Linked DNA regions of Homo sapiens: region 1 is linked to region 2. A link is a contact called in ENCODE Hi-C data. All regions are on one chromosome and are shown on one strand. The core of a region is the stretch at or near the end of the contact, and the rest is flanking DNA. Distances in the headings are between cores, read along the strand shown. Region 1 has its middle 5.6 kb from the start of HSD17B10. Region 2 holds the start of GNL3L (G protein nucleolar 3 like).

What was found. Hi-C counts contacts between places; a loop is a spot of excess contacts on that map. Pooled maps may share reads with other maps.
Region 1: a loop to region 2 is called in a pooled map, with 5 times the contacts of the local background. The contact joins the enhancer-like site here to the promoter of GNL3L in region 2. A Hi-C loop is called at or near these places in 2 of 50 pooled maps.

The regions. Positions count from the first base shown.
Region 1 is chrX:53,437,394-53,442,479 of GRCh38, reverse strand. No RefSeq gene overlaps it. Among named protein-coding and RNA genes, the nearest start is that of HSD17B10, 5.6 kb to the right of the region's middle. Within about 2 kb of position 1,504, at least 25 of the 41 ENCODE cell types and tissues checked have a DNase peak (open chromatin) inside an H3K27ac peak, as active enhancers do.
Region 2 is chrX:54,528,306-54,533,671 of GRCh38, reverse strand. It overlaps GNL3L (G protein nucleolar 3 like), which reads right to left and starts at 3,453. Exons shown (of 16, transcript NM_001184819.2): 1 at 3,253-3,453; 2 at 1,087-1,152. The coding sequence starts at 1,105. RefSeq lists enhancers at 3,048-3,307, 3,318-3,377, 3,828-3,877, 3,532-4,052.

The DNA.
Region 1 (5,086 bases), core at 255-2,754, 1.1 Mb after region 2:
CCTCAGTCTCAGTGGCAGATGAGGAAGCAGTGGTTTCCCCAGGCCAGAGACATCTCCACAGCAGGTTCCTCAACTCCACCCTGCCCAATGGACCCTCCTTTTTGACTCAGAGGCCCCCAGAATGTGGGGTGGGCCTTTGGAGCTGACTGAAGGACTCCAAGGGGATAGGGTAGGGCGTGGTTACCGCCCAAATTTAGCCTTTAGTCAGGGAAGGGGGTGGTGGGGGAGTAGATGGTTTGGGGACGACTGGACCTCAGACTGGGTCCCTTGTAAGGATGTGAGGGCAGGCTCAAGAGGGGTTTCCTCCGAGTCAAACACATTCACTCCCCTCCGTCTTCTGGTTTTTAGTCCCTGCCAGGGGACCACACAGGTGAGTCCAGGTGAAAGGAGCAACCACAACTGCCGGCCACCTCTACTCCGCGCCAGACGAAACCGCCCCAAGGGCGCCGCACTTTACCGCCCTCTGTGACCTGTCGCTGTCACACACCGAGTGAGTGTGAGAAGACGAGACCTCGGGAGAAGGAGGGCGACAGCGGGCACCAAGATACACAGGTCCTTTATCCATACCTCCTAACAGCCACCCGCTATGGGCCGGGCCTCCGTCCTCCCAACTGCCAGCTCCACTGGAGACACTCCAACCGCACTGGGAGCGCCTTGTGAGCAGGACACGCATGCGCGGGTAGCACCTCCACCAGCCAGCCGGCTGACCCCGCCGGGGACCTGGCAGGGATGGGGAGCGCATGCGCAGATGGCGCGCACCGCTCCCAAAAGACAGGGTGTGGGTGGCGACTAGACTCTGGACCTGTGGATCTCGGTGCCCGCTGTCGCCCTCCTTCTGCCGGGTCTCGTCTTCTCATGCTCACTCGGTCAGGTCTATAGTACAGCCTCGTACTGGAGTCTTAGTGTAAGTCCTTCCGTTTAATCAGCAGTCCCTCTAATAAAGAAAATGAATGAGTGAATAGCAAACATGGTAAATCTAAGGTGACTTTGCTTAAAGCGGGTGAGGCCAGTACATCGCCACCCAACCCTTGGTTCCGGAGCAGGCGTCTTTTCTTCCTCACCTGGAAGTGGCAGAAAAAAAAGAACTTGTCTTCTGCCCGTGCCCGATCAGGGGCTCCCCACTGCACCCCACATCCCCGCCTTTGGGACAGTCTCACATGGCGAAAGTGGCCTAGGGTGGAGGGCACTGCACTAAGCACGACCCTGACTACTGACTGACCGCTTTTTATAGCCCAGGCACCTTGCAGACATGATTCGTTTCGGATAAGTCAAGTATTCATATTCCCACTTCACAGTGGAGGAAATTGAGGCTGACCCCAAAGCCGCCCCTTTAGTGGGTGCGCGATCAAGACTTATTACATAAACTGCCTTTAAGAGATGGCACCACCACCCCGCGGGCCCCCTACTTCTGGTTGTTGCCCAATCACACTGGCAGGGGTTTCACTGGCAGCTGCAGCCCCGCCCGGCTGACTCATCTTCCCCAAAGCCGTTTAATTCTGTTCCAAGTCTTTCCTAACTCGACCTTGGCGGGCGCGGAGCGGAAGGCATTATTGTCCTCCCGATTTGGGGCCGGGGGAGTTGGAAAACTAGTCTAACTCCCGGGCTGGAGAGCTAGGAAGCCCAAGAGGGCCAAGTCCTGGCTGTCTGCCTCTGACGACGAGCAAGGTGGAGGCCCTTGGTTAGCAGGATGGGTGGTGAGGAGTCCGGGAAGGAGAAGAAAGGCTCAGCGCGGCTTGCCTGAGCCTCCCTCCTCCCAGCTCCCGGCCCCTGCTGCCGGCGGCTGTCACTCCTCGCTGTGGTGCCAGCTGGCTCCCGCTTCCTCGCCTTTATTCCTACCTGCTTGCTCTCCTGCCTTCCTTCGGGCTTTTCACATCCTCTTCTTTTCCTCTCTTGCTCCCCTCCTGTTTGCCTTTCTCGACTTTCATATCGCCAGAAGATGGTCGTCTCCCTCCCGTTCCTCCCAACTCTGAATAAAAAACAGAAAACCCAACTGGTCCTATAATGGCTTCCCTAAGTCTACAGATGACTCCTGGCTTTCTAGCTCACCTGCTGGGGGGGATGTGTAAACCATGAGGTGATTTTTCCAAGACTGTGAAAGGAAGGTGGATATAAGCGGAACTGACACCGTATACTGATCACAACACTTACTGATTCCACCGGAAGATACAGGTTTATTGCTATGTCACACATATGCATTCATTCACTTAGCAAACACTGCCATCTGTTCTATGCCAGGCTCTCTGTGTTGCGTAGCAAGAATACAGAGATCAGAATAGATCCTCAGTCTCTCAGGTGGGTAAGTGTTGGTTCAGAGCTGTGGGACCCTCAGAAAGGGCATCGCACCATCCTGGGGGTTATCTGTGGGGTAGGGTTGCCACATTTAGCAAATAAAAATACAGGGTGCCCACAAGTCTGAATTTCAGATAAATAACAAATAGTTTTACAATATAAGCATGTCCCAAAGATTGCATGGGGTTACTTATATGAAAAAATTATTCGGCCGGGCACAGTGACTCACACCTAGTACTTTGGGAGGTCGAGGTGGGTGGATCATCTGAGGTCAGGAGTTCGAGACCAGCCTGACCAACATGATGAAACCTCGTCTCTACTAAAAATACAAAAATTAGCCGAGGGTGGTGGTGGGCGCCTGTAGTCCCAGCTACTAGGGAGGCTGAGGCAGGAGAATTGCTTGAATCCAGGAGGCAGAGGTTGCAGTGAGCTGAGATCGTGCCACTGCACTCCAGCCTGAGTGACGGAGCAAGATTCTGTCTCAAAAAAAAAAAATTCATCTTTATCTGAAATTCAAATTGAATTACTGAGCATCCTATACCTCATCTGGCAACACTACTGTGGGGGTATCAAGTAGTGTGTTGTTACTGGAAAGTGTCGTGTTATAGAGGCCGAAGTTAGCCAGCAGCCATCGGATTATGGAAAGCCTTAAAAGTGAGGAGGTGGGGGCCGGGCGCGGTGGCTCACGCCTGTAATCTCAGCACTTTGGGAGGCCGAGGTGGGCAGATCACCTGAGGTCATGAGTTCGAAACCAGCCTGGCCAACATGGTGAAACCCTGTCTCTACTAAAAATACAAAAATTAGCCGGGTGTGGTGGTGGGCGCCTGTAGTCCCAGCTACTCGGGAGGCTGAGGCATGAGAATGGCTTGAACCTGGGAGGTGGAGGCTGCAGTAAGCCGAGATTGTGCCACTGCACTCCAGCCTGGGCGACAGAGCAAGATTCCCTCCAAAAAAAAAAAAAAGTGAAGAGGGGGCACTGAAGGGGTTTGAAAGCAAGTGGGTAACAATAAAAATTGGGTTTTAGGAAGAGGCTTCTGCTGGTTTCTTGGATGATCCTTTTAAGAGCAACAATAGTGGAGTCTGACCAGTTGCAATTGTACAGGCAAGAGATTTTGGATGGTGATAATAGGAAAGTAGGTGGGAGGAGGTGCCAGATCCAAAAAGTATGTAGGAGTTAAATCAGCAGGACTTGGCAGTTGCTTAGATGGGGTGAAGAGGGCGTGAGTCCCAGGATCTGGCTTGGGTGTCTGGGAAGTTAGTACTGCAACCAATTGAGATACAGCAGTTTTAGGGGGCAATGATTGAGTTTAATTTAGGGCATCTGGTGTAGAGGGCCAGCAAATTATTTGCTATATGATTCTGAAGTTCAGTGGAGAAGATGAGCTCAAAGTAGAGACTGGGAAGTCCTCAGCAGAGAGGGAGTATTGAAACCAGGAGATGGATAAGCTCCCCAGAGAGGGGGCAGAAGAAAAAGAACCCAGGGAAGAGACAAAAGAACAATCAGGGGAGTACAAGAAACCAGGAGAGTCAGGCTTCCTGGAAGCCAAGTGGGAGTTTCTAGGAAGAGCAAGTGATGAATATGTCAAATGCAGCCAGAAAGGTCTGATTACACAAAGCCTGAAAAATTACAGTTGATTTAGGCAACGGTAAAGTCACCATAACCTGAGGCTGTCATCCTTCAGGTTCATTCAGACATCAGCCCCATTTATTCAAGTGGCAAACACTCAGCCAACATGCGTCCTCAGCATCCTCTCAAACGCTCGCCACAGTAATTTTCATGTCCCCTGCAGTCCTTCAGCGTTTAAACCAATCATTCAGATTGTGCCCCAGCTCACTCAGAAATGACAGGCTCTGTATAATCATCACTTGGGGTTCTTCTTTTCCCCTCACATAGATGATGATATAATTGGGATTCTTTATATTTGTCAATGTCACCTCAGAGCCAGCTGGAACCAGTGCAGCTCTGTCTTTGCAGAGGTAACTGCAGGTGCCCACAAGAGTTAAATGGGTTATCTTGTGGTTTTTATCTCCCAGGAGTGAAGACCACCCAGGAGTAAAGACCACCTTTATTCTTCTCTGTTTCCTGGCAGGGCTAATTTGACACAATGCTGCGTGTTGCTTGTTTTGGTGTCCTTGCTGGGCCCCTTTGCGCACCTCTGGCCCTCAGGTTCCCATGAGACATGCATCCAAACTGTTGAGTATGTGCGTGTAAAGGTTGACATCACTTTATTCCCTATTTTTTTGTGTGTGTGGAGACAGGGTCTTGCTATGTTGCCCAGGCTGGTCTCAAACTCCTGGGCTCAAGACATCCTGCTGCTTCAGCCTCCCAAAATGTTAGGATTACAGGCGTGAACCACTGCACTCAGCCCCTATTCCCTATTTTCTAATGGTTTTGAGACAGAGGTGCGTGCAATCAAGAGAGAGGATGCTCAGTAGCAGAAATCCCCAAGAAAGTGGGAGGGGCTGGGACACAAAACCCAGTGGAAGGGTGAGCCCTAAACAGGACATCTCTGAGACCCAAGGAAAGGATGGTGTGGGTGGGTAGAGACAATTTTGGAGGTGGCAAGAGAGAAGTATTCACTAATGGCTTCCGTTTGCTCTAAAAACAGTTCTTTTAATTGTGCAGCCCTCAGAACCAGAAGAAGTTCAGAGAGCTCCCTCTAAACACAGTTCTTAACCCACAATCCAAAAGACCCCTGAGGAGTCAGTGAATAGAATTCAAAGAGCCCATGGACTTGGATAGAGGGGAAATTGCATCATTATTTTCACTATTACTAACAGAAATATAGCATATCCT
Region 2 (5,366 bases), core at 2,204-4,703:
GGCCAACATGGCAAAACCCCGTCTCTACTGGTAACAAAGCAAGAGTCCATCTCAAAAAAACATAAAAAATAAAATAAAAGTATGATTATTTGCTTTTGGTATTAACAGTATGATTCTTGATGACATTTTTATGATTATATAAAAAATGTATTTTTTTCCCACCAAGCTGTCCACTGGCAGGGCCAGCATTCACACAGAAAACAGAGCACAATCCTCATCCAGCCTGCCCAGTGCCAGTGTGCTATCCAAATGTTATCATTTTCTTTTCTTTTTTTGTTTTGTTTTATTCCTTTTTTTTTTTTTTGAGACAGCGTCTCACTCTGTCGCCCAGACTGGAGTGCAGTGGCATGATCTTGGCTCACCACAACCTCTGCTTCCCAGGCTCAAGCGATTCTCCTGCCTCAGCCTCCCAAGCAGCTGGCATTACAGGCACGCTCTTAATCACTAGTACAACTTATGGTACCAACTGATAGAGAAAAATGTTAGGACATGTCGGGGTTACAGGCAGTGTGATATGTTTTTATCGCAATTCACCTCAGATCAAGTCACTTAACCTTGCTAAGCTTCAGTTTCCTCATCTGTAAATTGAGAATGGGGCATAATGGAAACATTCTCTTACAAGGAAGTCAGGAGGACAGCAATGATACCATATGAAAAAGATCCAGACTGAGTGATGTGAAACATATTCAACAGTTTTTAAAAGTTGCTGTGAAGGCTGGGCGCAGTGGCTCATGCCTGTAATCCCAGCACTTTGGGAGGCCGACGTAGGCAGATGACTTGCGGTCAGGAGTTCGAGACCAGCCTGGCCAACATGGTGAAACTCCGTCTCTACTAAAAATACAAAAAGTAGCCTGGCATGGTGGCACACACCTATAATCCCAGCTACTCGGTAGGCTGAGGCAGGAAATGCTTGAAACCGGGAGGCGGAGGTTGCAGTGAACTGAGATTGCACCACTGCACTCCAGCCTAGGTGACAGAGCGAGACTCCATCTCAAAACAAAAACCAAAAAAACAAAAAGTTGCTGTGAAATTCTATGAATATTCATTAAAAGCACAGGATTGGGAGGGGTGGTAAAGGAAACTCACTGTGTCTAAGTTTCATCATGATGACCAGCTTGAAAGCAGATAGGTTCAAATCTGCTTGCTCTCTTCCTGTCAGAATGGGAGAAGAAGCAATTTGAAGACAGCTGGGAATCACAATGCCACAAGCCCCCTCCTAAGTCCCCTAAAGGTAAAATGTTAAAGAACATTATGAGGAAGGCGTAATAATTAGGAAAACTGGGAGAAGCTGGAGCTAAAGCCTCATATGGCTGAGTCCACACAGAGAAGGCAGTGTCATACTACCCAAAGGGAGGAATAGGTCTCAACCTCATCCGGGGTGGAGTCAGTGGCTCAAAGCCACTGGGCTTTGAGCCCAGTGGGGTCAAATGGGGTCAGATGGGGTCTTTGGTCCTTATTCCTCCACACTGTAGTGTTATATTCTAGGTAGGGGACTAGTGCTCAACACCTCCACACTGAGGGGAAAGGGACATGCAAGGATGGTCTATTTCTATATGGGGTGATAATAGTGCCTCTTTTCCCAAGTAGGGGATTCTATATCTCATCTACCCTGGGAGAGGTGGTGGGGAAGGGCGTAAATAGATCTCAGGAGTCTACCCTGGGGAAAAGGGGCCTGAGAACAGGGATTCTTACCTGAGTGTCTATATGGATTGAGATAAGTACAAAATCTTGGAGGAGGGGGTAAAAATCTGTGCCTGCATATGCCTGGGGTCTATACCTTGGTGATTTGGGTTGGGGGGATTGCCATCTGTCCCTCTACTCTGGGGTGCAGAGAAACTGGGGAAACCCACAAAGTGGCTGTGTGCATCTCTGCTGCATGGGGAAAGAATCACAGATCTGTTTATCTCTAGATTGTGGGGATGGGTCCTGCGTCTCTTCACCCTGGAGAGGGCTGTGGTACAGGATCGATATGCCTGATTCCACAACTATGCAGCTTTGAATAAGCGGGTCTGCACCTTACCTGCAGTGAGCTATTCTGGACCCTTCTATGGAAGGTGGACTGTGACAACTTTCATCTTTTATGCTGGTTGAAGTCAGCGGCACACTAACACTGAAAGAAATAGGGGCTCTGGTTCTCTGCATGGGTGGTGTGTGGAGGGGGCTGGCAATGCAGCTATAAATTAATAGATCAGCCCTAATACTTGGGGGTGGGGGCGTCTGTGATTCTACCCTGGGTGGAGAGAAACAGATCTGAGCTCCACTACCTTGGGTAAAGGGGAGAGACCATACGCACTGAACTGCCAGGTAATCAGCGATGTCACTCCCTCTCAACATTACAGGGAGGGAGACCTGCATATCTGCTCCTGTGGGGTATCTCCCTTGCTACATTTAGTGATTCTAAATCTTTGGGGGAGGTAGGGGGAGGTAGGGGGATGATCTGTGTCTACCTCAAAGGGAGAGGAACACATCTGAGCCCCTCTACCCCCACGGCCCCTCAAGGGGCAGACCTGACTGTCTCTTCATGGATTAAGGTCTGTTCCTGTTTGCTTCGAAGCATGTTGGGTGCTTCGAAAAATTACACATTCGGTAAAACGGGGGCTACGGAAGTAGGGATCAGGTCTGATTCTCCACAATGGGGACTCACTCTAACCTAAGAGGAGGGGGCAATTGGCTTAGTTGTCCATAAGCTGAGGCCTGTAACTGCAACCACTTTGGGGACGGGTGAGTTGGGGAGCGATACTGAGGGCTCTGAGTCTACGCGTATGGGGAGGAGGTGCCCTCCCTCTGTATATTAAATGTTTCTAAGCTCCTCTATGCTGGTATGGGGGCAGATACATCAAAGCCTCTGTCTGTCCTGAGGAGGTGCCTCGAGACGGCTGTCTAGAGCCAAGCCAAGGAAGTGCCTTAAGTCGGGAGAAGTCTGCGCTGCTCAGCTGGGTGGAGGGAGATGTCTCTACACGGTTGGGGTGGATGTCCCCCATGCCTTTGGTGGGTCGACTCCTGTCTATACAAGGTGAATGCAGAATGAAGCCTCACTATCTTGAGGACGATCAACGCTTCACCACACAAGTGAAGTTTGTGCCTCTCTACACAGTGTGTCCCGGGTCTACACCTTTCTAGGTGGGATGGGGCAATGCCCCTCTCCCGGCAAACTCCACTCCGCGAAAAGGCAATTCGGCGCGTCTCCACGTGTGCCGCGATCCCTGCCCCTCTTCCGGTCCCTTCTACCCTGGAAGGGATCCTGCTGTTTACCTCTCTATTCCAGGTTGGCGGGCATCTCTGGTTTCACATCCAATAGACGATCCTAACTGCCCGGCCGTCTAGGTGAGCGCACATTGTGAGAAAAGAGGAGAGAAGTTTCTTACTTACACTTCCGGCGGGGATCTGAGAAGCGAGGGCAACACGACAACTCGGTTGAGCGAGCAGAAACTCTCGCGCAGCTAGGCTCCGACTTCCGGATCCCAGGCCGGCGGCGCCCGACTCCGCCCACCGTGCGGTCTCCGCGGGGGGGGGGGGGGGGGGGCGGAGCTTCTGACTGACAGCTCACGCCCGCCCGTCCCTTCTTCGCGACCACGCTGGCCCCGCCTCCTGCCTGCCCCGTAGTTAAGGAAATAGCGGAGGAGGGAGAAGGAGGACGGGGAAATGACCGGGAAGAAGCGGCGGGTCGACTGGTGCGGCCATATACCTTACTTGCAAGCCAAAATTTTGTCTGCGGGCATCTGTCTGGGGTTAAATATGCGTGCTCCCAAATCTCAATAACCAGGCAGTCACCACGCCCGAATCAGACAAGGGTGGGGGATGGTGTCTTTGTCTGCCTGGAAGATGGCGACAGCAGGGTGTGAGAAAATGGCCGCCTGGGTCACGTGTCTGGCCGAGTATTTCCCCACCTGAAGTGAATTGGTTAGCTATTCCCAACCACCTTCCCGGGTCCTTGAGCCCCAGACCATCCCTGAGCACTCCTAGCTTTTTCTGCATACGTTCAGATCTATGGCCATACCCAACCCGAGCTGGAGCAGGAGCCAGAACGACTAGAAGCCTCTCCCACACTAGAAGCCTCTCCCACCCTTTTGCCTTCTTCCCCTCCTACTCCATCCTTCCCTCAATCCCGGAGCAGCGTCTGCAGAAGGGAATGAATTTATATCTCTGGAGTGGGGCAAGTAGGGGTTTCTGAAGCCATCTCAAGGAGCTGGCTGGGAAGTGAGGTCTCCCCCACAAAATAGTAAATATTAGTCTGCAAATGTTTTCTTCTTGATGGTTTAATTCCAGCCCCTCCTCTTCCTCAAGCCTAAACCCTGGGGTGGGGCACAGAGTAGGTGGAACTCTGTGCCTCCGAGGGTGGGTTTGTTTCTCCACTTCAAGCACAGACGGGCTGAAAATGACTCCATCTGTCCCTTTATCCCTTACATAAACAGGACTCACTACCTCTCTACATCGTTGGAGGGCTTCTAACCTCTCATCCTAGAGACACATGAAATTCCTCTGGACCTGAAACCAGCCCTGACCACTTTCACCTTTCCCCCTGCATTTGCAATTTTGCTCTGTTTCTCTAAGACCTAACTCTTGTCACTTCGATGAAACCTTCTCTGACTTTCGCAGATGAGTTAGAAACCCAGAGCACCTTACCTATACAGCTAAGCTAGCACTTATCACAATACTGTAGTTGTTTATGTGACTGTGTCTCCACAGGAGGGTGAACTCCCTGAGAGCAGGGGCCATGTATCTTCAAGCTTTCAACAACACCCAGCACAAGACTGGTATGAGGCAGGCTTCAACAACTGTTTGTTAAATGGGTGAGTTTACAGGCCTGCACCACAAAAAATGGGAAATGGGCTGTTTAGTAGATGGCATTGGGAAATTTGGCTCTCCATGAAAAGAAATATAAAACTGGATCTCTATTTATTCCACCTAAGAGGGTAGACTGTGAATGTGAAAGGTAAAACTATGAAGTTAATATATGCAGGAGAATATCTTTGTGACTTGTGACTGGGGAAGGACTTTTTAAACAAAATCCCAAATGCACAAGATATAAGGGAAAAAATACAATGAAATCTTGTGGAAACTAGTTATTACGACTTTGGAAAACAATTAGGAAGTATCCAGAATAGCTGAAGATGACCCTGGGACCCAGCAGTTCTAGTATTGGAGATGATTGATTAATAGGTAGATAGATAGATAGAGATCACCTCTAAACTTTAACTCCTAGAGAAATTCTTATACACTTGCTCAATGAGCATGTGGAAGAATGTTCATTGCAGAACTGTTTGTAATAGAGAAAAAAATGTGAACAGCCCAAAATTCCACCAACAGGAGAATGAATAAGTAAATTATGGTATAGCCATATGACAGAATACTATGCAGAATACTAT